Regions from separate parts of the Homo sapiens genome. Here region 2 is linked to region 1. Evidence: read pairs that join two places in POLR2A ChIA-PET (ENCODE). Cell type or tissue: GM12878. All regions are shown on one strand. Region 1 overlaps COMMD1 (copper metabolism domain containing 1). Region 2 overlaps COMMD1 (copper metabolism domain containing 1).

Region 1 (2,500 bases):
ATGAAGCTTGAAATTCTATCAATAGCCTGCAGAGATTCAGAACATATGAACAAAACTAATTATAACTCCAGGTCACCATGACTCAGTAAAGTACAATAGTGACATTTTATATGTACTTACTTTTTTTTTTTTTTTTTTTTTTTTTTAGATAGGGTCTTGCTCTGTTACCCAGGCTAAAGTGCAGTGGTGTGACCTCCTGGGCTCAAGCAAGTCTCCCATCTCAGCCTCCTGAGTGGCTGGAACAACAGCCATGCACCACCACACCTGACTACTTTTTTTATGTGTGTGTAGAGACACAGTCTCATATGTTGCCCAGCATTGTCTCTCCTGGGCTCAAGCCATCCCCCTGCCTCAGCCTCCCAAACTGATGGGATTACAGGCATGAGCCACCACACCTGGCCCTTATATATACTTACTTTAAAGGTAACTGGAAATTTAATTGTTGCTTTCATTTCAAATGCTTTACCAGAAATAGTACCATTTAGATCATGAAGGTATGATGTTTATTATAATCGTTCATTTGTTTTTAGTAAAAGTCTTCAGGGTGAAACTTTTGATAGATTATACCTCAAAGCAAAAATTAATGTAGATGTTTCTGTGTAATTTAGGAGGAACCATTTAATTGGAAACCTCTGTGATGATTTGAATTGTTATGCAGTTTAATTGTTAAATTAGAATCTTGAAAGCTATGAAAGAAAAATAAGAGAAAAAGAGAGAAATAAGAGTGGGAAATAGCTAGTCACAATGGAAGGAGTGTGAGACAGACTCAGGTGTAGAAATTGGGTCTTTCCACTTAGCACCCTAGAGGTATATTAGAATTTCCCACTCAATCTGGCTGATTTTACGCAGTGAAACTGGCATTACTGGGGTTTAATTTGAATTGACTAAGGGTACTTGTCCTTATTTCTTCTGAAAGATAAAATTGGAGAGAGGACAACTGGATTCTTGAATTATTTGTCATTTCTAATCTTACCGTTATTTCCTAAAATGACCCACAGATACTCCCTACCCCACTTTTTTTTTCCCCCACTACTGTGCTCTAGCCCTTAAAATGATCTTTGTTTAGCATTCAGATACCTATACTTAGGTTGAGGGAGGAGAAGAGGGCAAAGTGATAATGAAAATGCCTAAACTCCCAGGGAAAAATGAGGGGAAATTTTGACTACAGCCGCTTCACTTCTGTAATGACTGATCAGGGATGCAAAGCAAGATCAAATCTTTTTTTTTTTTTTTTTGAGATGGAGTCTCGCTCTGTCACCCAGGCTGGAGTGCAGTGGTGCGATCTCGGCTCACGGCAAGCTCTGCCTCCCAGGTTCATGACTACAGGTGGCTGCCACCATGCCTGGCTAATTTTTTGTATTTTTAGTAGAGACAGGGTTTCACCATGTTAGCCAGGATGGTCTCCATCTCCTGACCTCGTGATCTGCCCGCCTTGGCCTCCCAAAGTGCTGGGATTACAGGTGTGAGCCACCGCGCCTGGCCTAAAGCAAGATCAAATGTATATAGATTTTTTTTTTTGGTTTTTGAGACACAGTCTTGCTCTGTCACCCAGGCTGGAGTGCAGAGGTGGGATTGCGGCTCACTGCAACCTCCACCTCCTGGGTTCTAGCAGTTCTTGTGCCTCAGCCTCCCGAGTAGTTGGGATTACAGATGTGCACCACCATGCCTGGCTAAGTTTTGTATTTTTAGTAGAGACAGGGTTTCACCATGTTGGCCAGGCTGATCACAAACTCCTGGTCTCATGTGATCTGCCCGCCTTGGCCTCCCAAAATGCTGGGATTACAGGCTTGAGCCACCGTGCCCAGCCCAAATCTATATAGATTGATGGGCTATTTGTTATTGTTAAAATCCTAGGTTCCGGCCGGGCATGGTGGCTCATGCCTGTAATCCCAGCTACTAAAGAGGCTGAGGCAGGAGAATCGCTTGAACCCGGAAGGCGGAGGTTGCGGTGAGCAGAGATGGTGCCACTGCATTCCACCCTGGGTGGCAAGAGCGAAACTCCATCTCAAAAAAAAAAAGGAAAAAAAAAATCCTAGGTTCAAGTTTCAATGTTAGATGTGGAAAAAAGTACGGAACTTGGTCCTTATAAGTACTTAAAATTAGTTTTCTAAATGAAAAATCGGAACAAATCTTCTATTTGTATAGTTCATTCTAGGTATTTTCCTGTTTGCTTACTTGATCTTTAACACTCTTTTGTTGTTAGACATTATTTTCCCCAAGCCCCATAGAGTTGTATGACTTCAAGTTAAAGGGGAGAAAAAAGTTTATGGCTGATGCTTCATAACAAGACAGAGTAACAAGAGAAAAGCTTGCAAATTTATTTAATATTAGTTTTACATGACATGGAAGCCTTCAAAAATGAAGACACAGAGACCCAGGGAAAACTATTTTTTATGCCTAGTTTTGATGAAGAATGGACAGTTATTTAGAAGTATGATTGGACAAAAGTAGGGATATGATCCTATGGTAATAAACTGAGGGTAACTAAGCAAGGCCTGTT
Region 2 (2,500 bases), 160 kb before region 1:
TGTGTAGGTAATGCTTTAGAATCTCCAAACATTGGGGGCTACTTCTCCTCTCTAGGTGGACGACATTTTGATTCATTTGTTTTGTTAGGAGATAAAACAGCAGGATACCCAGGGAAGAGTTTGCCTGAAAACTCTCTTATTTTATTTTTATTTTGAGATGGAATTTTGCTTTTGTTGCCCAGGCTGGAGTGCAATGGTGTGATCTCCGCTCTCTACAACCTCCGCCTCCCGGGTTCAGGTGATTCTCCTGTCTCAGCCTCCTGTGTAGCTGAGATTACAGGTGTCCACCACCACGCCTGACTAATTTTTTTATTTTTAGTAGCGACAGGGTTTCACCATGTTGGCCAGGCTAGTCTTGAACTCCTGATAGCTGATCTGCCCACCTTGGCCTCCCAAAGTGCTGGGATTACAGGTGTGAGCCACTGCATCCGGCTTTACTTTATTTTAAATACATTGCTGAATAATAATATCCAGGATACTTGAAGTTTTCAAGTGGCTCTGTGTTGTGGAGTGGCATGGCTCTCTTGGTGTTGGGAGTAGGCAACAGAAGATTTGCAGGTGCCTGGCAGCACACTGATTAGTCTGAGGAACGAAGGGATATGCCTTTGATTGTTTTACATAGGGCTGAAACCGTGGGCTCAGGATGACATTCAGTTCCAATCTTTATTGAACTCTTTTTTTTTTTTTTTTTTGAGACGGAGTCTCGTTCTGTTGCCAGACTGGAGTGCAGTGGCGCCATCTCGGCTCACTACAACCTCCACCTCCCGGGTTTAAGTGATTCTCCTGCCTCAGCCTCCCGAGTAGCTGGGACTGCAGGCATGCACTGCAGCGCCCAGCTAATTTTTGTAATTTTTGGAGAGATGGGGTTTCACCATGTTGGCCGGGATGGTTTTGATCTCTTGACCTCATGATCTGCCTGCCTCAGCCTCCCAAAGTGCTGGGATTACAGGCGTGAGCCACTGCACCCAGCCTTTATTTAACTTAAAAGCAACACTGAGGGTTAAATTTCTCTAATTATTATTTTTTGAGACGAGTCTCGCTTTGTTGCCCAGGCCAGAGTGCAGTGGCGTGATCTCAGCTCACTGCAACCTCTGCCTCCCGGATTCAAACAATTCTCTGCCTCAGCCTCCCGAGTGGCTGGGATTACAGGCACCAGCCACCACGCCCGGCTAATTTTTTTGTTTTTTTGTTTTTCAGTAGAGACGGGGTTTCACCATCTTGGCCAGGCTGGTCTTGAACTCCTGACCTCGTGAGCCACCTGCCTCCACCTCCCAAAGTGCTGGGATTACAGGCGTGAGCCACTGAGCCCTGCCAAATTTCTCTAATTCTTATGGAAACATAAAAAACAAACATGATTTTAATTTATTTTTGTTTTAATATTATTTTTTGAGACGGAGTATCGCTCTTGTTGCCCAGGCTGGAGTGTAAGTAATGGTGCAATCTCGGCTCTCCGCAACCTCTGCCTCCCAGGTTCAAGCAATTGTCCTGCCTCAGCCTCCTGAGTAGCTGGGATTACAAGCATGCACCACCACACCAGGCTAATTTTGTATTTTTAGTAGCGATGGGGTTTCTCCACGTTGGTCAGGCTGGTCCCGAGCTCCCGACCTCAGATGATCTGCCCGCCTCGGCCTCCCAAAGTGCTGATTACAGGCATGAGCCACCGCGCCTGGCACAAACATGATTTTTACACTGAAAGGTTTTGCAGATAGAACCTCTATCTGCAGTAAGAGGGAACATACACAAATAAGCATGATGCAAGGATGTGATTGTATTTGTAAATAGAATTGTGAGTAAGCACCTGAAGATAGATTAAGAGATATCAGTTCTTTCTGGCAGGCTTCTTAGATATGCCATTTTTGCTGCCCTTGAAGAAAGTATAGCATATTTTAGACTGAGATGAAGGGTAGCCGTATACAGGATTCTGAGTTAAGAACATAGCATGGGTGGGGTAGGAAAAAAGCAGGTTCAGGAAATGGTGAATAGTCCAGTTTGATCACAATATGGGGGTAACCAATGTGGAGTATTGGTGGAGGAGGCAAGAAAAAAATGAAACAACCTTTTATTCTTATAATCTTGCTAACTTCTATTGCTGCTCTTAAGCAGGATGTACATTTTTCATATAAATGACAACAGAGTTCATACTTTCAGTTATCTATGTAATATCATGGTCTGTGAAGAAAGTGAAAATGAAGGGTGACAAGAGGGTAGAAGCAAAGGAAGGAAGGAGGGGACATGTACTTCCCAGCAGGGGATACAGCGGACACACGTGTTAACAGCCTCCTTATTGCCAACTGCCTGGAAATATATTTCACAGGCCATGTTTTCAGGTTCAGGTGCTCCCTGAGCTGTAGCCCTTCCCTCTGACTTTCATGTTGTGTGCCAAGGTGTTATGTAGTGATTCCTGGCTTTTGTACTGGTTCTGTTTTCTGTTTAGAATGGAGCCCTCCTATCCTACTTGACTGGGACATTGACCCTCTCTAGCTTTGCCTGTTAATCACAA

The links. ChIA-PET counts read pairs that join two places held together with the same protein. Peaks named below come from ENCODE experiments on the same cell type or tissue, not always from the same donor. Only the 100,000 strongest peaks of a DNase experiment are listed, where the experiment ranks them.
Region 2: POLR2A ChIA-PET joins it to region 1 with 9 read pairs; 3 of 35 experiments call an interaction of 5 or more read pairs at or near these places.

The regions. Positions count from the first base shown.
Region 1 is chr2:62,065,219-62,067,718 of GRCh38, forward strand. The region is part of intron 2 of COMMD1 (copper metabolism domain containing 1); the gene reads left to right. Among named protein-coding and RNA genes, the nearest start is that of B3GNT2, 130 kb to the right of the region's middle. RefSeq lists an enhancer at 790-1,009. In GM12878, no CTCF peak of the experiment used is centred here; DNase peaks (open chromatin) are centred at 115 and 1,123; H3K4me3 peaks cover 626 bases; H3K27ac peaks cover 1,528 bases.
Region 2 is chr2:61,907,554-61,910,053 of GRCh38, forward strand. The region is part of intron 1 of COMMD1 (copper metabolism domain containing 1); the gene reads left to right. Among named protein-coding and RNA genes, the nearest start is that of COMMD1, 3.1 kb to the left of the region's middle. In GM12878, no CTCF peak of the experiment used is centred here; no DNase peak of the experiment used is centred here; H3K4me3 peaks cover 238 bases.